Regions from separate parts of the Homo sapiens genome. Here region 1 is linked to region 2. Evidence: read pairs that join two places in POLR2A ChIA-PET (ENCODE). Cell type or tissue: K562. All regions are shown on one strand. Links, peaks and the distances in the headings refer to the core of each region. The heading gives the core; the rest is flanking DNA.

Evidence for each region. Peaks named below come from ENCODE experiments on the same cell type or tissue, not always from the same donor. Only the 100,000 strongest peaks of a DNase experiment are listed, where the experiment ranks them.
Region 1: POLR2A ChIA-PET joins it to region 2 with 5 read pairs; 2 of 35 experiments call an interaction of 5 or more read pairs at or near these places.

Annotation. Positions count from the first base shown.
Region 1 is chr16:84,373,114-84,378,345 of GRCh38, reverse strand. The region is part of intron 1 of ATP2C2 (ATPase secretory pathway Ca2+ transporting 2); the gene reads right to left. Among named protein-coding and RNA genes, the nearest start is that of ATP2C2, 7.2 kb to the right of the region's middle. In K562, for the core only: no CTCF peak of the experiment used is centred there; no DNase peak of the experiment used is centred there; H3K27me3 peaks cover 2,450 bases.
Region 2 is chr16:84,272,637-84,289,216 of GRCh38, reverse strand. LOC124903734 reads right to left here and starts at 2,666. Exons shown (of 6, transcript XM_047435022.1): 1 at 2,548-2,666; 2 at 171-300. In K562, for the core only: no CTCF peak of the experiment used is centred there; a DNase peak (open chromatin) is centred at 7,916; H3K27me3 peaks cover 4,713 bases.

The DNA.
Region 1 (5,232 bases), core at 233-5,232, 94 kb before region 2:
AAATCCATGTGGCCGGCGACGGAGGGGCCCTGTCTGCCCTACACCAATGGCTCCTGGTTAAGAGTGGCCACTCAGACCAACACTCCTTCCCCTACGCCCAGAGCCCCCAGATTCGGTCCAGCTGGAGAGGCAAAGACAGGGAGCGTCCTGAGAAGTGCATGGGGGTGAAATAAGCAGTTCTAGTTAGCCTGGGAGTTGGCGTCCTTGGTTTGGCTTAGGAAAGTGAGGTGCAGTGCCTGCCTGTCATCTCTTCCCTCTGGGTCTCTGGAATCGCAGATCTTGGGCCCCTCTCTTCCCTGTCTCTGTTTGCACTTGAGTTTCAAGGTGGGCCAAACAACACATCCTCTGCTGAGCTCTCTTCTCTCCAATAGGCCACAGGGAGGTCTTAGGGAAGGTCATAGGAATATGGCCCAGCTAGTGGGGCACCATGCCCGCTTCTCCTGAGGACTTGGGGCAGACGGCAGAGGTGATAAACATTTCCAGAGGGGCTGCAGCCTCAAGACACAATTACAAATTTTCTCCTGGTGGCCCACAGCTCCTCAAAGAAAAAAATACCTTTCAAGTCAATTTCTACACAGAACATGGTGTTGGACTGAGTTGTCCAACCCCCCCACCATTCCCAGGCTAAAGCCCTAAACCCCACACCCCATATCCTCAGAAAGTGACTATATTTAAAGCTGGGGCCTTTAAAGAGGTCATTACAGCTAAATGATGTCATTGGTGGGGCCTTAATCCAATACGACTGGTGTCCAAGTAAAAGGAGGAGATTAGGACACAGCCATGCACAGAGGACAACCGTATGAAGACACAGGGAAGGCAGCCATGTGCAAACCAAGCAGAGAGGCCTCCGGAGGAACCAACCCTGCTGGCACTTTGCTCTTGGAGTTCTGGCCTCCAGAACTGAGACAATAAATGAGCTGTGAGGAAGTGGAGTCTCCAGCAAGGGCAGCTGGCTGGACACCTTTGGGATTCATATTCATTGACAACAAAGATGCCTGTCCGGCCCACTCCACCTTCCAGGCAGGGAGAGGGAAGACAGGTGATTGGATTGAAAGCTCCCACCAGCTCCCGCTTACCATATGATTTCCACTACTTGCTAAGACTTAGCACATGACTTCCACTACTACTAGGACTTAGCACACAACTTCCACTACTAAGACTTAGCACACGGCTTCCACTACTAAGACTTAGCACACGGCTTCCACTACTCGCTGAGACTTAGCACACGGCTTCCACTACTCACTCAGTCTTAGCACACGACTTCCACTACTAAATTTCCCATGTTCTTATCACCATCATGTGAGATGCCTTAGAGACCAGAGGTACTGGGATTATTAGCCTCTGAAGCGTCCACAGATCCAGATTAACCCCATGACAATTCAGAAGAATCACTGACAGTCCACAGGGGAGGTATCGATTGGATGTTTCCTCTCCGACAAGAACCCTTCAGCAGGGCCAGCCTCACTGGCATGAGGCCAGTGCAATTGCACAGAGATCCCCGTGCAGGACAGGTGTTGGCCTTGAGGCTTCATGCTCCACAGCTGCCATCTTGGAATGCGTAATCATTGGATCTGAATGTGTATGTGGAAATTTAGCCCCATGGGATGATGTGTGCCCGGGGCTTGGCATCTCCCCTCCTCCACCCAGCGGCCATGACTGTCCTCCCCGATGGGGGATACCTGGCAGGGTCTACACAAGGGGTGTCCAATCTTTTGGCTTCCCTGGGCCACATTGGAAGAAGAATTGTCTTGGGCCACACATAAAATACACTAATACCAATGATAGCTGATGAGCTAAAAAAAAAAAAAAATTGCCAAAAAAAATCTCATAATGTGTTAAGAAAGTTGACAAATTTGTGTTGGGCTGCATTCAAAGCTATCTTGGGCTGCAGGTTGAACACACTTGGTCTACACTCACCCAGTAGTAATCCCTTGTGTGGTGGAGACCAATAATCTATATCAAGTGGAACTCACCAGGACACTCGAGGGAGAGATCACAGAAGACAGAAGCAAGTGTCTTCCTGCTATTGGCAGTCTGCCCCACGAATTCTGTAGCCAGTCCTGCCCTCATGGCAACCTCATCGCCTCACCTGCCTTCCTTGAACCAGAGACCTTTCCTCCCTGCCCTTGGTCATTCCAAACTCCCCTGTGGAAGTTTCAAATGTGCTGACCCAAACTACTTATCTCTGTGTTGGGAAGCCGCAAGGGGTCGCAGGAGCCCCCAAATGGTCACGTACAGACCCCTGTCCCATCCACCTCTTTCTCCCACTGGCGCCCAAAGCTCTGGGCTGGCACCGCTCATACACCGCCACCCCTGGGGATCTGGATTCTTGCCTAATAATGCTGTTTACAGTACCACTCCCACCCAGCTACACCCACCCAGCTACCCCCACCGAGCCCAGAAAGGCAACACAGACCTAAAAACCCACAATCCTTTCTCTCCCCTTCTTTTGTTCAGACTTCCTCTTTATTTTTCACATCTCCTTTTTTTCTGTCTACAAAATTAAACCATATTTGTGGCTGGAAATTTGGAAAATGCACAAGATTACAAAGAAGAAAATTTGTCATCCCAAGATAAAAATACTGCTCAAAATGATCTTTCTCCAGATTGTATTCTCTGCACATTGTAAAAGTATGTTTTTTTCCAAAAGAAATTACGACCACCTGTTTCCACTGAATGATACATCATGAGGGGCAAAGATGGCAAAAGAATCGTGGAATCCACGTGGGTGAGCAGACAGCTGTCTAGTCCTTCTGTTTTTCTGTATGTTTGACATTTTTCTTTCTTTCTTTTTTTTTTTTTTTTGAGACAGAGTCTTGCTCTGTCACCCAGGCTGAAGTGCAGGGACATGATCTTGGCTCACTGCAACATGTGCCTCCCCGATTCAAGTGATTCTTCTGCCTCAGCCTCCCAAGTAGATGGGATTACAGGCACATGCCACCACACCCGGCCAATTTTGTATTTTTAGTAGAGACGAGGTTTCACCACGTTGGTCAGGCTGGTCTCGAACTCCTGACCTCAAGTGATCCACGCACCTGGGACTCCCAAAGTGCTGGGATTACAGGCGTGACCCACTGCGCCGGGCCGTGTTTGACGTTTTTCATGTTAAAAACATTAGAATCATAGCCGTCCACTGTGTCATTACATATGCTTCTACAGCATCTGTTTCAGTGTCTGTGAGAATTCTGCTATCTAGATATCCCAGAATATCTGTAAACAAACCTCTACTCATGGCCATTTTTTAATATTTTGAATATCTCATTTCATGTTTTAAAGTATTTGTTTTCATTGTATCTGATATGAGACAAGTCCTTCTTACCAGGTGTCTATATTAACCCTCAAACAACCATCCGAATACCATCCTTCTCAACATCTGACTTGGACAGGTTCATCTAAATACTCTATATGATTTTTGAAGTCCCTGAATAAGCTTTCTGCTAATTCCCTTTCTCTCCTTTTTGATAGATTATTAGGTGGGGTGGCAATAAAACCCAAACTCTCGGGTCTTTCATAACTGTATTTCTTTGTCCCCGAAAGAGAAATAGCAGCTGAATGTCAACCCTTGAAGATATAGCAGCTGCCTGTGTTCTCATCCAGATGGCCTCTGCTTTAGGAGAAATACCAAATCTACAAACAATTTGTGTGCACACAAATGAAAACCAAAGGACCCCCCATCAGCTCCCAGTCCCACCCCTAATATGATGGCCACCAAGCAGCAACCATTTAACACACTGGAAGTTCCTTCTAGTTGGGACTCTGGGATTCTTTACCCTTATTAAAAAAAAGCTTGTGACATTTGGATTGGGGGCAGGGTTTCCGGGATGCCATCTTCAGACGTATTCTCAGGAGCCTTCAAGTTTTCTGAGAACTTATTAACCTTGAATGTGTTTCAATGACTGTCTGATCAACACAGACCTTTCGGGGTGGGGGGCAACTTACAACTCAGGACTGTGACATAACACCAGTGTGCATATTTGCATCCATGACAACCATCACAGCACACACTGTAGCATCCCAGTGAAGGCTGACACACACTGAAAGCTTCAATGGCTCAGAGAGAAAGGTTAGCAGAAGAATTGAGTCATCACACAGCGCACAATTGTGGATTCGGTGAGAAAAGCCTAAGATACCTAAATATTGAGAAGTGTAGTCACGTCACAAGCAGGTGCCTTACATGAATCCAGTCTTTGTACGTAGCAGCTGGCACCGTCAATGAGCACTAAGTGTAGTAGTACATACAAATAGATACCAAATGAAGAAATATTCTTTCAACAACGCCCAACACTAACATTATCTTCAAGTGAACGAGCCAGTTCTACGGTTATCAGATGACAGCCTTAAAATTGGCATTCGTAGGCTGCTTGCTGGCAGTTGGACTTGAGTTTGAGTCTGATTATCCTAAACTAGCAAACAAAGTCCTGACAAATGTAAATGTCATTTTGTACATACACACATTAGCAGACATTCTTAGCATCAGTATTTTCAAAATCAAAAGTTCAAAAGAGTTTAAAGAACAGAACTTACGATGAATGAAAACACTAACAAAACTAGATAAGTAGTGAGCAGATGACATGTCAGATGTGGTTCTAGGATTTTTTTTAACGTGAATGACGTCATTGAAGGAAATATTTCTTTCTACTATTCCAATGGGCAGCCTTTAAGGCAGTCCCCAGCCATCACTCCCTCCCAGTACCCATGGCCTGTGTAACCCCTTCCCTTTGAGTGTAGACTGGACCTAGACTTGCATCAAACGAATAGAATATGGCAGAAGTTATGAGACCTCATTTCAAAATGAGATTCAAAAAAGGCTTTGGTTTCCAGTCTCTTTTTTTGTTGTTGTTGTTTTGAGATGGAGTCTCGCTCTGTCACCCAGGCTGGAGTGTAGTGGCGCAATCTTGGCTCACTGCAACTTCCACCTCCTGCATTCAAGCGTTTCTTCTGCCTCAGCCTTCTGAGTAGCCGGGGTTACAGGCACCCACCACCACACCCAGCTAATTTTTGTATTTTTAGTAGAGATGGGGTTTTGCCATGTTGGCCAGGCTGGTCTCGAACTCGTAACCTCAGGTGATCCGCCTGCCTCGGCTTTCCAAAGTGCTGGGATTACAGGCGTAAGCCACCATGCCCAGCCTGATTGAGTTTTAATAGACATCACCAATATATCAAAATAAGGCTGTTCTATTTGTACTTTATAATTTTATTATAAATTTGACTTTTTTTTTTTTTTTTGAGAGG
Region 2 (16,580 bases), core at 5,397-10,396:
TTTAATCTACAATAAAAGTTGAAATTTAATAAAAGAAGAACACGGACTCTGCAGCCAGCTTGCTCGGGCACAGACACCTGCTCTGAGACCTCCCAGCTGTGCGACCATGGGCAAGTCACCTGCCCTCTCTGTTCTTTGGTTGACTCATCTGTAAAATGGGAGTAACATACCTGTCTCACAGGGTTGTCGTGAGTGTTGAATGAGTAGTATGTAGAAGACGGTTGTACATGTTCCTCTGTCCTCACTTGACCATAAATTTTTGAGGACAGGGCTGAGCGTTGTCCATCTCCGAAGCTTTCTCTGGGACATGGACAGGAACCTCTTTTAGTGAGCATTTACTATATGCCTGGCACAGTGCTGGGCTCTTGAGATCACCATCTCCACTTCTTCGTTGTGCTCACTCTGCTCTAGCTTCTTCCTTGACAGCTCCCACCCCAGGGCCTTTGCACAGCCCCCCAGTTGCTCTCTCCCCAGATACCTGCTTAGCTGATCCCTCAATTCCTTCCAGTCTGTGCTCCAATTTTGCTTTCTCAATGAGGCTTACCCCAACTGAGCTTTTAAAATCACCATCTGCCTCTTTTACACCACCCTAAATTCCCAACCCCCTTTGTCCTGCTTTCTTTTTCCATAGTTTCATCACCTTCTAATAAATTATGAAATGTACTTATTATGTTTACCACTGATGGTCTCTTTCCCTGTGGTACACAGAATCATGGGCCCTTAAAAGATGTCCACATCCTAATCCCCAGGACCTGCGAGCATGTGGTCTTACCTGACAAAAGGGACTTTGCAGAAGGGATTAAAGCAAAGATCTTGAGATGGGGAGAGTATCCTGGATTATCTGGGTGGGACCAACATAATCACAAGGGTCCTTGTAAGAGGGAGGTAGAGAGTGAGAGTCAGAGGAGATGAATGGTGGAAGTCGGGTGGGGGTGGAAGTCAAGGGAAAGTTGATTTGACACGCTACGCTGTGGCTTTGGAGATGGAGGAAGGGACCATGAGCCAAGGAATGCAGGCAGCCCCTGGAGGCTGGAAAAGTCAAAGGAAGTTCTCCCCTAGAGCCTCAGAGGGAGCACAGTCCTGCAAACCCCTAGAGTTTTCCCCAGTGGGACTCAGGTGGGACTTCTAATCAACAGAACTGTAAAATCATAGACTTGTGAACTTGTTGAGTTCGCAACTGCTAAACTACATGATGCTGAGGCTTCAGATCCCAATGATCCCGTCACCCAGGCCCTAAGCATAGCACCCAATGGCTGGTTCTTCAGCCCACGCCCCCTTTCCTCCCTTCCCCATCTAGTGGTCCCCAGTGTCTATCATTCTCATCTTTACGATCACTTGTAGTCAACGTTTAGCTCCCACTTAGAAGTGAGAACATGTGGTCTTTGGTTTTCTGTTCCTTTGTTAGGTCACTTAAGATAATAGCCTCCAGCTCCATCCATGTGGCTAAGTTTATGGTCATTTGTTACAGCATCAAGAGGAAGGTCGTACTTTGGGAGGCTGAGGCGGGCAGATCACTTGAAGTCAGCAATTCAAGACCGGCCTGGCCAACATGGGGAAACCCCATCTCTATGAAAAATACAAAAATTAGCTGGGCATGGTGGTGGGAGCCCATAGTCCCAGTTACTCGGGAGGCTGAGGCAGGAGAATTGCTTGAACCTGGGAGGCAGAGGTTGCAGTGAGCCAAGATTGCCCCACTGCACTCCAGCCTGGGCGACAAAGCCAGACCCTGTTAAAAAAAAATTAAAAATTAAAAAAAAAAAGAGGAAGGTCCTATACCCACAAGTGGGATATAGGCTCTGCAAGGTCAAGTATCCATGTCTCTTACTGCCTGCAACCCAGCGCCTCGCACAGGGACTGGGCAGCATCAGCCCTCAGTAAGTCCTGGACCGATGGACAGAATCAATGTCATCATCATGGCCCCATCAGGAATGATCCCTGTTCTATAAAGAGATGGAAGGCCACAGAATTTAGGGGCTCTTTCCAAAGTCCCAGCTAGTGACTGAACTCCAAAGTGCTTTCCTCAATATACACAGGGCGTGGTACATGAGACACTCAATAAATGTTCTTCTATTGAGCCATCCACTCCGCAGCAGTATTCAGACCACAGGGACCCAGGATGCCGAGCAGTGACCCCTCAGTTAATTTCTCACAATCATTAACTTATAAAACCACCTTCTGAAGTTTTTGAGACACGAAAGGTAACTACTCGGAGAACACAGCAGCACTGCAGGTCTTGTGTGCGAGGAGAAAAGTTCCAAGAGGAGAAATAAACACAGAACAAATCCGCCTGGGAAACCAGCTGCGTTCCTTTGATCAGTGACAAGTCAGGATCGCAGCCTGACAGCCGGGCTGGATGCTCCCAGCTGGGGCCTGATGTTGCTACCCAGGGCTTGCGTGCCATCATGATTTCAGGGCCACCACCCCTTCCCGGCTTCCTGCCAGGCTCAGAACTGTATGTCCCAAGTGGCAGAGGCCCTTCTAGTTTATCTGAGCTCTGGCAGCCTGAACTTGATCCCAACTTAGCGGGCAGTCCTCTTGGGGACTCACCAACTCATTAGTTCAACTTCCTGCAGATCTGTGGGCGAGGTTTCCTCTGGGAAGGCCTCGGAACTGGCCGGGCCTCTCATCTCCTCTGCTCTGGGGTTTGACCTCTGCTGCCCGCCAAAGGCTTCTGTCCCTCAGAAAAAAGAGGAAAAATGTTATCTTTATTTCGTTATTTATTTTATTTTATTATTTTTATTTTTTTGAGACAGAGTCTCGCTCTGTTGCCCAGGCTGGAGTACAATGGCATGATCTCTCGGCTCACCACAACCTCCGCCTACTGGGTTCAAGCAATTCTCTTGCCTCAGCCTCCCAAGTAACAGGGATTACAGGCATGTACCACCAAGCCTGGCTAATTTTGTATTTTTACTAGAGACGGGATTTCTCCATGTTGGTCAGGCTGGTCTCGAACTCCTGACCTCAGGTGATCCGCCCACCTTGGCCTCTCAAAGTGCTGGGATTACAGGTGTGAGCCACCGTGCCTGGTCGTTATCTTTAAAAATATAAAGGGCACAAGTGCTTCAATGCCTTGCTCTAAGGAGGCAGAGGACACGCTCATAGGTGTAGAGTCCAGGAAAACATCCTTCTTCTCTACCGCCGATAAAACGCCCCGACCTGGGCACTGAGGCCTCACATTCCTTTCCCAGGGAGATAGAACCTTTCTTCCATAGTGATCAGATCAGGCAAAGGGGACAGGTAGCATTCATTTGTACTTCATACTAAAGTGTGAACGACTTCCAGCAGAGAGAAACATACTGGCATGAGGAGGAGGAGCAGAGTACACTCATTCATTCATTCAAATACGTGAGTACCTACTATGTGTCATGCCTGAGGACACCAAGGAGAGTAAAACCAGGCCCAGCCGCAGCCCCTCTAAGGCTTACTGCCACACAGAAGGGCCAGATATTAATCAGTATTTTTAATAATCACTCAGATGGCACCATTTGGTGCCATACATGGTTTTGAGGGCTTTAAAAATAATCACTGTAGCCGGGCATGGTGGCTCATGCCTGTAATCCCAGCACTTTAGGAGGCTGAGGGGAGCAGATCACATGTGGCCAGGAGTTCGAGATCAGCCTGGCCAACATGGTGAAACCCCCCATCTACTAAAAATACAAAAATTAGCCAGGCGTGGTGGCATGTGCCTGTAGTCTCAGCTACTCAGGAGGCTGAGGCAAGACAATCACTCAAACCCAGGAGGCAGGGGTTGCAGTGAGCCAAGATTGCGCCACTGCACTCCAGCCTGGGCAACAGAGCAAGACTCTGTCTCAAAAACTAAATAAATAAAACAAAAATAAGAATATTCACTCATTTAACCTACTACAACTCTTCTAGGTAAGCGCTATCATCACCCCCATTTCACAGATAAGGAAACTGAGTCTTAGATTAACAATTGAGTGGTTTTAAAACAGTCACCATTCATCCATCAAAACTCTGATAAGTAGGTTCTCCTGCAATCCCCACTTTAGAGACAAGGGATTAGGGTCGGAGAGATTAAGAATTCATCATCTGCGCACAACTGATCAGTGGCAGAGCTGGATTCGAACCCAGACACTGGTGTTCAGAACCTGTGCTTGAAACCCTTATACGATGTGTTTACAGGAAGGTCAGGTGCAGCACGGGCACAGAGTGAGGGATTTGACCCAGCTGGAGGGATCATGCAGCCAAAGGCGAGAGAAGGGCTAGAGCCCAATGGCCATGGGGAGGATAGGAAGGATGAGGCAGGCAGACCCTAGGTTTGGGCCCTGAGTGGCAGGGTGGCACCATCCAAACAGAGCCACATGACGTGACCAGTCCTAGCACTTCTGCCTTTGCAGGCCCCTTTCTCTACGGAAAAAAATACATTCACAATCATCTTTTACAGGTGCATTGACTTAAAAGATGAATAATACAAGCTGGATTATATTCTTTTTCTTCCCCTATTTTAAGAAAAATTAAAACACCTTCCTGGGCCCCTCCAAGTCTCACGGACCCTGGACACTGTGCCTGCTATGTCTATGGGAGGAATCAGCCCTGGGCCCAAACACTGCGCTGTGTGACCTGAGGCCAGCCTTCCCACTCTCTGAGCCAGGAAGTCAGGACAATTAAATGAGACAGTATAGATCAGCCTAAAGGCCCTCAGCACTTGGGAGGTGCCTAGTTCACGGTGGTTCCCTCCTCACTGTAGCCTTCGCAAAGAGCAGGGAGCAGGGATATGGGAAAGGCCCCTCCCATTGCACAATCGGCCTTTAGGCTGGCCCCGCCCAGCCCTGTTCCCGGCTGTGAATGGAAACAGATGCTCCCTGGGGCTGCCCTCTTAGAGAGTCAGACCTTGACCCCACTTCATCCCTGCTGCCCTGTTACCGACCTTCACTTATGGTCCTCTCCCCCTTCCCACACAGTGGACTGTTCTCCCAGTCAGGGGACTCCCGGCCGCTTTCTCGCACTCCAAAAAGCCTGCTCTTCTCCTTCTCCCGCCCCCACAGGGCAACCCATCCAGGGCCAGACCACCCAGAAACTGACCCCTGGGCTCTGGTCAGCGTGGCCTCCCATGCTTCATTCTGCCATGTGGGATTGCTGCAGGAAAAAAAGGCCGTCTTTCAAGCAGCAGGAAGTCGGGAAACCAGGAGTGCGTGAGTCCAAAAGCTAGGCTGGCCTTGCCGCCCTTCCCCGCACCAAACCGAGCCCAGACCCTCAGCAGACGCAGCCCCACTCCAGCTGCAGGGGCTGGGCCTCTGCTGCTCTTCTCTCGATTGTAAGCTCAGGACCTGGACGACCCCCAAAATAGGGCTTGTGGCTCATTTGTTTTCATTTTTCCTCCAAAAGCAAATACGATTGTGAGACCCGCTCCCGCTCTCCCACCTCCCAAGCTGAAAACCTTGCCCCTGCCCTTTCAGGACAAAGGACTTGAAAGACCCAGCCTTTCTCAGCCTGGCTGCATGCTGACATCACCTGCACCAGGTGCGGTTCAACACCACCCACATCCGGGTTCACCCCAGACCAAGTAAATCAGAACCCGACTCAATTACATCCTAACCAGTTAGTTCCAAAGCTCCCCCATGATACTACTCAGCAGCCAGGGCCAGGAGGCCCAACAAATCTGGCCTCTCCCCCACCTGCCCTCACCCGCTCGGCGCTCCCTCTCGCTCCTCCTCGGCCCAGCACACTGACCCTCTCCATGTGCCTGTTCACCACGCACTCTTCACCCCAGAGCCTTTGCATACGCTGTTCTCGCTCCCCAGGGCATTCTTCCCTGTTTTCTTTGCTGAAAAAATTGTTAAAACTTCCTCATATCTCAACCCTTAGCAAGACAGTCGGTCCCTTTCTCCTGGAAATGTTCCCTGATCTCCAGGCCAGCTCAGTTCCCCTAGAGAAGACTTTCATAGCCCTTGTCCCTCTGCTTGACAGCACCTATGCAACCCTGAAGTTGGAAGTGACATTTCTTTCCTTTTTTTTTTTGAGGCAGAGTCTCGCTCTGTCGCCCAGGCTGGAGTGCAATGGCGCTATCTAGGCTCGTTGCAAGCTCCGCCTCCCAGGTTCACGCCATTCTCCTGCCTCAGCCTCCCGAGTAGCTGGGACTACAGGCACCCGCCACTGCGCCTGGCTAATTTTTTTTTGTATTTTTAGTAGAGATGGGGTTTCACCATGTTACCCAGGATGGTCTCGATCTCCTGACCTCGTGATCCGCCCGCCTCGGCCTCCCAAAGTGCTGGGATTACAGGCGTGAGCCACCGTGCCCGGTGGAAGCGACATTTCTGTCAATGCCTGACTCTCCCACGGGATGGTGGGCACCCTAAGTACAGGGACTGAGTCTTTTTTGTTTTCTTTCTCATCTACTGTGCACCTCGCACACACAGTAGGAGCTCAGAGAATGTTCACCGAAGGCATCCATGGGTGCTCCTGCCCTCCCAACCCAGTGCTTCTGCCCTGACTCTGCAGGGCCTTCCTCAGACAGTCAGCAACCTGAGGGTCATCCACTTCCTGACGTCACACTTCCCAGACCTGGCTGGCCTGGCCCCCACATCTGCAGCAGCACAACGTTGCAAATGTACTAAATGCCATTGAATTTTACACTTTCCAACTGTGAACTTTTTTTTTTTTTTTTTTTTGGAGATGGAGTCTCGCTCTGTCTCACCAAGGCTGGAGTGCAGACCTGTGATCTTGGCTTACTGCAGCCTCTGCCTCCCGGTTGCAAGCGATTCTCCTGCCTCAGCCTCCCGAGTATAGTAGCTGGGATTACAGGCACATGCACCACACCCGGCTATTTTTTGTATTTTTAGTAGAGATGGGGTTTTGTCATGTTGGCCAGGCTGGTCTCAAACTCCTGGCCTCAAGTGATCCGCCCGCCTTGGCTTACCAAAGTGCTGGGATTACAGGTGGGAGCCACGGCGCCCAACCTACACTGATTAACTTTTTGAGTTTTACTTCCATGAAAAAATAAGGTAGAAAAAAAAAAGGACCTGCTAGAAGAAACCGATTTGAGGACTCCACGCCCCACACCCCACACCCCAGGTCAGGGCAAGAAAAGTGAGCTCCAGCCCCCCAATGTCATTGCTTTGTCAGTCCATCGCTCATCCCCCCACCCCGCTGTGGTGGGCTGGGTGGGGGCTCAGGGTCCTCTGCGGCAGGTCAAAGTCAGACGATCCAGGAAGATGTTGGTGTTGGCTTCATAAAAGCTGATCCAGGCAGAACCATTCAAAGCTGTCACTTGCCAGGAATGTCATTAACAAATAACCAACTGTAAGTCTAGAAAAGCTGGACGTCAGGCCATCCCCCTCTGCTGATGCGTCTCCCAGGAGGTGAGCTTGCAATTTCACAAGCTCTTCCCAGAGTACACCAACTTTCCAGGAAAGTAACTGCTTCCCACCTTCCTACACACCAGCTCCACCTGTGTTTCTGGGGATGCCCCATGGCGGGCCCTGGTGATGACGGGTAGGGGTCCTGGTAGGCGAGGGGACCTGGGCAAAATGTCAGCGGGTTCCCTCCGTCATGAAGGGGGCCATCAGTCAGAAGGCAAAGATCATGAAGACCGATGCTGTAAGGACACAAAAGCCTAAGAAAGCCTGGGAAAGTGACTTTAGGCACGTTAGGGAATTGGACAACCCCCTTAAGACTGGGCGGGAAGGAGCGGTGTCCAGCGGGTGACTTCTAAACCCACAGAAGAGAGGAAGCCGGCCAGTCAAGTAAGTGGAGGCCATGGTGGAAGGAATTTCCATGACACCTGCCCCTGGCTCTAATCCCTGCTGGACTCTAAACTCATGAGGGTCTTGAGGGGCAGAACGGCTCTTGCTGGATCCAGAGATGAGAGGAGAAATTGAAGGGCAGTGACAGCAGAGTTTCAAAGCAAGCCCCTCCTTAGTGGTGATGGTGGCTGATTGCCCAAGAGCCAACCAGGTATTCCTTCCCCCTTTTATTGGTGATTGGTTCAGGCATCAGTCTGTCATCTGATTTGGACCAATGAGGTGGGAGGGAAGTCAGGTTAGGGGCTTCTGGGAAAGTGGTCCTCATACCTCAGAGATGCAGGAAAGTGATGGTTCAGGTGCACGTCTGGACTTTACCCAGCAGGGATACGATGCCCAGATCTGCAACAGCCACTCTGTGACTGTGAGGAAGGCCAATCAGAGGGTGAGGCCAACACTGACATGATGGCGTTTGGCAGTGGGGGGACGGGCGGGGTGGGGGACGATCCTGAGTCCCTGGTGATATCGCTGAGCTGTTGAATTTAGTCAATCTCGGAGCCAGCCTACCTCTGGACTTCTTGTTACATGGGACAAACTAATCTTCTTTAGGGTTAAGCTAGTTGAGTTGAGCTTTTGCTGACCACCAACTACATCCTGACTGATACACATCACGTTCTCATCCAGCCAGACTGATGAGCAGCTGTGAAAGCAGAAGGGAAAAGGGAGTGGAGTGACTCATATTTCATGAGCAACTACTGTGTGCCCTACCCTGTGTGTAGGTCTCTCCTTAGTCCTCTTACCAGCCCTTTGAGGTGCCGATTACTATTGTGACCCCACTTAACAGAAGAGGAAACCAAGGCTGAGAGGTGAAGACACTGCCCGATTCCACCTGGTGGGACTGGGATGTGAACCCAGTTCCACTTATGCACCTGGCCAACCTGCTTTCCGGAGAACAGTGACAGAGCTGCCCTGGCAGGGAAGGGAAGCCTCAGCTTGAGCTGAGCCACCTTTTCCTGGGAATATCCCTTGTTACCTAAGAGCTCAGGACACTGACCTGCCTGATGATCCGCAGCCATCCAGAGCCAGGAGCCCACCCAAGAGAGATCAGGAACTCAACTGGATGCCATTCAACCACGGGCCCCACTGTCACGACCTGCATGGAGACGCCGCATGGAACCCTTCGTTCTTCCTTCCTGGAGGTCAGTGACAGCTTGGAGTGATCCATGGGACAGTAGAGCACACTGAGCTCTCCGATGACCATCCTGGCAGGGACCTTGGGGAACACGTTAGCATGGCAGGAGTTTAAAAAGAGAGAAAGAAAGAGTCCTTGATCCTTATTATGCAGCGCCTGGTGCAAATAAATCTATCGCTTGCAAAAACAAGCTGTCCTATAATAAATCACAGCGTGATGGGCGCATAAATCCAGAACTCAAGCTCCCAGCCGCTGCCTGGCCGGGCATGTGGGGCTCACACACAGCAGGCCTGTGGGAAAGGCAACAGCCCCCGCTCAGGCCCACGCGCCTGCTCAGCCTTTCCCTTTCCTCAAGAACAGGCCTCCCATGGTTTCTCTAACGCTTATTTTTTATTTTATCTATTTATTTTTGAGATGGAGTCTTGCTCTGTCACCCAGCTTAGAGTGCAGTGGCACAATCTCAGCCCACTGCAACCTCCGCCTCCCACGTTCAAGCGATTCTCCTGCCTCAGCCTTCTGAGTAGCTGGGACTACAGGCTCCCACCACCATGCCTGGCTAATTTTTGTACTTTTAGGAGAGACAGGGTTTCACTGTGTTGGCCAGGCTGGCCTTGAACTCCTGACCTCAGGTGATCTGCCCCCCTTGGCCTCCCAAAGTGCTGGGATTATGGGTATGAGCCACTGCATCTGGCCTATATTTTCATTTTTCTAATAACAAAGGCACAGGTTTTTTATTAATCAGTGGGAAAATGGAAACAATCTTGGATATTGAAAACAGAGGAGATTAATGCAGAGAATTGGCTATACAAGGAACAGAAGGGCCAAGAAACCACATAAGAGATGACCAGGCAACCCAGAGATGAATGGCAAGAAGCACTGCCCCATCTGCAGGGCGAGCAACAAACAGAGGAGGGGGCATTTCTACCACCCAGGATCTAGGGCTGCAGGAGGAAGCTGGAATCACAGTAGCCTGCCCAGTAAAGCTGGGGCCACGGAGGGTGCATGGCCACTGGTAGAAACCCCGTCCAAGGAGAGACCTGTCCAGAGAGATGGGGAGAAATGCCCTGGCTTCCCTCTTCCTCCCCTTCAGACTCCCCACAATGCTGCCTATTGGCTGAGCCTAGTGACAGAAGGAGAGCCAGGGACACGCTGCTTGCAAGAGGCAGTCCCTTGTGATGTCCTGCAGAGCAGGAGTGGGGGAAGGGAAGAAGCGACAGCAGACTCAGGACCAGCACGTGTATTCACTGCAAAATACATGCCCTCCCGCATCAAAAAGGTTACCATCTTTATTTCCTCTCTGCCTTTCTTCTTCCTTTCCATCCCAACTGGATCAAAAGCTGATAGATTCAAAAGTGATGGCGGAAATTTTCCATTCATTTATTAAGTAAATAGTTACTGGGCATCTGCCATGTGCTGGGTACTGAGACTCAGAGAGGTCAGAGACAAGGTCGCTGCTCCCTTGCACTAGGGATGCACTAGAATGCACTAGTTTGCATTCTGCTGGGGGGTGGGGATGTCACACGGTAAACAAGAAAGAAATGAATGAACAAGATAATCCCGCACAGTGGTGAGTGCTATGAAGAAAATGAAACAGAGTGGCGAGCGATGAGAACGGCTTGCGTAGGGTGGAGGCCAGAGAGGCCCTCCCAGAGCAGCTGACGTCCTAGTCAAGACTGGAAGGATGGAAAGGAATTCTCTTGCAGAGAGAAGTAAAGGCATATCCAGGCAGGGGGCATGGCAGGTGCAAAGACCCTGAGGTGCACGGCCCTGTGTTCAAGCCACAGCCCTGCTGCTTCCCAGAAATGAACCTTGAGGCAAGTGTGTGAGTTCTCGGAGCCTCAGTTCCCTCCCCATCAAATGGGATAATAACCACGCCTGCCGCACAGGAGCGCTGCGCAAATCAAAAATGACTACCCGTGAAAAGAAAAACAGCCCAGTGAAAACTAGGAAATTCATCACTATCATCTCCATCCACAAATCACATCAGTCCTTCCCACAAGGCAAGCTCCTATCGACTCTGATGTTTGTTACCTGCATTTTAAGCAAATCATGTCTCTAAGTCAGGGGAGCAGAAAAGAATTAAGATCTATAAAATTAACAGAGCCCAATACTAAGAGGCATTACCAGAACCAACATCTTTCCCGAACAGTGGACATGTTTCTGTTTGGTATATCCACACCTCTCATGGCCACAGGACAGCCACCTGTATATCATTAGTTTGGCTAACACTGTACTCCCTAAATGAAAGGAGGTTTCAAAGGAAAATCTTAAATGCTAAAAACTTTAAAATGGTGAAACTTTTAAAAGGTATTAGGATAATTGCCACAATAGTACTCTAGCTTTTGCTACCTTGATAAGTGTATTTAGCAGAATCTGAGAGAACTGGTCCAGGGTAGATGTAAGTGAGCATAATTGAATTAATAGAAAGAAAAAGAGAAGAGAGAGAGAGAAAGCGAAAAGAAAGAAAGAAGCCAGGCGCGGTGGTTCATGCCTATAATCCCAGCACTTTGGGAGGCCAAGGCAGGCAGATCGCTTGAGCCCAGGAGTTCAAGACCAGCCTGGCAACATAGGGAAACCCCATCTCTACTGTAAATTTAAAAAATTAGCGGGGCATGGTGGCACATGCCTGTAATTGCGGCTACTCAGGAGGCTGAGGTGGGAGGATTGCTTGAGCCCAGGAGGTTGAGGCTGCAGTGAGGTGAGATTACACCATGGCACTTTAGCCTGGGCGACAGAGCCAGACTCTGTCTCAAAAATAATAATAATAAGGAAATAAAGAAAGAACTGGAGTTGCCAACAGACAGTGAGACAGCTAGGGCCCCAGGTAGGGGACTGCAACCCACCACGGAATTAGGCATCTGAGAGCGTCCGCGCCTGACGAGGCTCTGGCTCACAGCGCCCCCTGCTGGAAGCATCCAGATGCTACTAAGGGAAGAAGTGAGTTATTTAAACTACAGAGTATATAACATTGCCTAGTTCCAAGCTAACTGGCCTGGTTAATCTCCTCCCTTTATAAAATGAAATTTGTCATGATTTGAACAGAGCTGGTTTGAGTTTAATCTGTCATCTCCACCTAACTGGCTAAGCGAAATAACAATAAAGACAACTACAGAAGAAGATGACATTCACAGATGCCCATCGGGGATGTAGCTTATGATCATAAAACATGGGGGTGGGGGTGGGGGGGGGCAAATGTTCAATCTTAAGGAATTGGTTATGGAATTATATAGATTTAGGCAATGGAATTCTATGCCCCTATTGAAATGGTACATAATTATTGACTTGGAAAAATGCTCGTAATGTATTGCTAAGTGATAAAAATGAATTATACAACATAATGTATTATATATTTCAGTTTTTGCAAAAAACATGTTTTTGTTTGTTTGTTTGTTTTGTTTTGGGGGGGATGGAGTTTCGCTCTTGTTGCCCAAGCTGGAGTGCAATGGCGCAATCTCGGCTCACAGCAACCTCCGCCTCCCGGGTTCAAGGGATTCTCCTGCCTCAGCCTCCCGAGTAGCTGGGATTACAGGCGCACACCACCACGCCCGGCTAATTTTTTGTATTTTTAGCAGAGACGGGGTTTCACCATGTTAGCCAGGCTGGTCTCTAACTTCTGACCTCAGGTGATCCCCCCGCCTCAGCCTCCCAAAGTGTTGGGATTACAGGCATGAGCCACCAGCAAAAAACACATATTTTAATGTATATACGTCCATTGGAAAATGTGAAGAAATACACATTAATACATTAGCATTTGGTTATTTCTAGGGGGTGACATCAGGAATCCTCCCTTTTTTACTTGCGTCTGCTCTCCCATTTTTCTATAAATGACAGCTCACATATATAACATGATAAAGTAACTCTCTAGCATTGAAATGGGATTACAGGAGAAGTATTTGACCTACCAAAAGGAATGGAACTGTTTTCCAAGATTTTGCAAAACCATTTGTTTTGAGTCAGTTCAATTAATCACATTTATTTAGCTTCAGAGAGGCCAAGGACTAGAATCTGACCCCTGTGGGTACTAGGTATCTTGACCTAGGTTCATACCCAAGTTGCGGCCTCAGCAACACACAGCTTTCCCTAAAGCAGAAGAAACCAAGAAACAGTGAGCATGGGCCTGCACAGCCCCTCCCTGTCCTGGGAAAGCAACATGCATGTGCCCAACACACCCATGCACACACACACACATACACACACACTTGAGCAGGTAAACCAGGTGCTACCTTCTGCCCTAAAAGCCAGTGGATGCAACCTCACAACAGTCTAGAACTAAGCCCCGGTGCCTGGCACACCGTGGGCACATAGAATGGAATATGTGGCTTTCATTCAATAACAAAGTAGAGTGGAATAAATACCTGAATAAGCAGAATACAGAGAATGAAGGAAATGAAAAGGAATGAGGTGGATAAAATGGAGTGAAACGGACTGTCATAAATGAATAGAATGATAAAATCAGAGGCATGGCCTAGAGTGAATAAATACCACAGAACTGCATGAATCACGAGATATAGTGAATGAATGGGATGAATGAATGGGAGGAGGTGAAATGGAATGAATGAGTGAATTGAATGAATAAAAGAAGACATAGTTGCTGACCTTAAGGGGTTCATGCTGTAGGGGGAAGGAGACCAGTAAGCCAAGAATTACCGGAGCTTTGCCCCACGCCCTGTGCTAACAGACCAGCTGTGGAACACAGAGCAATTGATCTTGTGGTGTCTTATACATGGTCCTGTTGACCCTCACAGTGGACGGACAGCTCTGTAATGCAGCCTCCTTCATTAGTTCCTTTTTGCAAATGAAGAAATGGAGACGGGGCAGCTTTCGTCTATTCCCTGGAAAGAGTATTTCCAGATTGGGTTCGAGATCTGCAGGCAGGAGGTTTATCAGGTTATGCTCTTGGGGCCACATCCGTGGAAAGGGAGTAGGAGCCCAGGGAAGAAGTTGGCTGGGACATAGTCTCAAGGAGAGCCTCAGCCAACCTCCTGGTGGGTTCTGAAGCTGGAAGAGCCTTCTGGGGTGCCCTGGGGTTGGGCGAGGGGGCTGGGCCTTACACCCAGCCACCTACCTCCCCACACTGGCCAGTCATGGGATACAGGCCACTTTTGGAGAGGGTGGCATGAAATTTATGAGCCTCTTCCCACGTTTCCTTCCTGGGACTGTCATAACCAGGTATCACAGAACAAATGGCTTTAAACAACAGAAATGTATTCTTTCATCACTCTGGAGTCCAGACATAGGAAATCAAGGCATCTGCAGGGTTGGTTCCCTCTGTGGGCTCTGAGGAAGGACCTTCTTCTGGCTCTGGGGACAGCCAGCCACCCTTGGTGTTCCTGGGCTCGTGGACACATCCCTCAGATCTCCACATCCGCCTACACGCAGCATTTCCCCCAAGTGTCTGGCTTCACACACTAGCTTCTTATGAGGACACCACCCCGCTCCAGTACGACCACATCTTAATTTAACAAATTACATCTGCAACAAATCTATGTCCCAACAGGGTCACATTCTTTGGTTCTGGGGGTCAGAAATCAGCATATTTTTCTTGGGGGACACATGTCAATCCACAATGCCAGTCAAGGGATTTTCTGAAGCAGGCTGGTGGCCGAGCGCCCGCGGCTGCCAGCAGCACTCCCAGTAGCTGAGGGGCTGAGGCCTTCAGTCCTGAAGGGGCCTCTGGCCTCAGAGCGCCTACTAGAGAAACTGAGACTTGAGGGGTTTAAATCACTTCTTCAGGGTCACAGACGTAGCAAAAAATCAAGCAAGGGCTTGAACCCTGTGCTCAGGCACGTGCTAAAGAGCTAGAACTTGATTCTGTGGCCAAGGGGAAGCCGTCGAAGGAATTTAAGCCAGAAATTGATCACATTTATTTTCCAGAAAGGCAACTCTGAAAACTGGGTGACGAATGGGAAGGTGGGCTCAGCAGTGGAAGCCAGGAGGGCTGGCAGGGGTCAGGGGCTGCTGCAGGAATCCAGTCTCATGGGATAGTACCCAGGCTGCGATGGGCAGAGGAATGACCCCCAAAGATGTCCCCATCCTTATTTCCAGAGGCTGGGTCCATCTTGCTACTGTGGTTAGCTTACATGGCAGATGCGCAAGTGTGGACTTTGCAGATGTGATTAAGTCAAAGATCTTGAGGCGAGAAGATGATCCCGCGTGATCCAGGTGGGCCCAATGTCATGACCAAGGTCCTTATAAGAAGGAGGGCAATGGCCAGGCATGGCGGCTCATGCCTGTAATCCCAGCACTTTGGGAGGCCGAGGCGGGTGGATCACCTGAGGTCAGGAGTTCAACAACAGCCTGGGCAACATGGCAAAACCCTGTCTCTACTAAAAGTACAAAAATTAGCTGGGCATGGTGGTGGGTGCCTGTAATCCTAGCTACTCGTGAGGCTGAGGCAGGAGAATAGCGTGAACCCGGGAGGCGGAGCTTGCAGCTAGCCAAGATCGCACCACTGCACTCCAGCCTGGGCAACAGAGCAAGACTCTGTCTCAAAAAAAAAAAAAAAAAAAAAAAAGGAGGAGGGCAAGAGGGTCTGAGTTTGCTTGTCTCACCTTGATGTACAAGGCTCAAAATCTGACTCCATCCTCTAATTCACTCCTCGCCACTCTTCCCCACAATCCCCCTTCCCAGCCCCAATCACCTTCTTTGTGTCCCTCAAACACACCAAACTCATGCCTGGACCAAGTCCTTTCACTTGCTGTATGAAGTAAATGCTCCATCTAGAACGCTGTCTTCCCCTATTTTAAAAAAATGTGTGCATACCTGTCCTCCTATCATTGAAGTTTCAGCTTAAATGTCACCTCTTTGGAGAGAGAGAGAGGCCTTCCCCATTGTCCTAGTTAATGGTAGGGTGACCCTGTCACTCTCATTGCCCTATTATGATTTTCTCCGCAGCCACTTGTCACTCTTGTATCTTCCTGTCTGATTTGTTTATTGCCTGTCTCCTGCTCAAGGTCAGCTTCAAGAGAGTAGAGACCCCGCCTACCTTGTACACTAGTGATTCCTCAGTGCCTAGAGCTGAACATGCAATAGAGTAGGTATTCAAATATCAGATGGATGATGGATGGATGGAAGACTGGTGAATGGATGGGAAGATAAAAGGATGTGTGGATAGAAAAATGGATGGAAGGATGGAGCTATGGAAAGAAATATGGAACCATGGGTAGATGGTTGGATGGAAGGATGGATAGATGGAAAACTGGTGGATGGAAGGAAAATTGATTAATGGATTAAAGGGTTAATGGATGGCAAAACAGGTTGTCAGCAGGATGAGTAAAATGAGAAGATGGGTGGACGGATGGATGGATGGATGGATGGATGGATGGATTGGTGGGTAGATAAAGAATAGGCAGATAGAAGGATGTTTGGATGGATTAAAGGATGGGTGGTGAAGGATAGAAAGTTGGATTGATGGAATGATAGAAGGATAGAATAATGGAAGAATAAATGGATGGTGAATGAATGTATAGGTTGATTAAAAAAGATGGAAGATGAATCAATAGAATAATGGACAAATGGAAGAATGAGTGGATGGATGAATGATGGGAGGATGGTTAGATGGAAGGATGGAAGGTTGAATGAATGAAAGAGAAAATGGGTAGATCAAAGGATAGGTGGGTGGAAATACATGGATGGAAGGAAAGATAGATGATGAGGGGATAGAATAGAAGGTGACAGAATGGAGGATA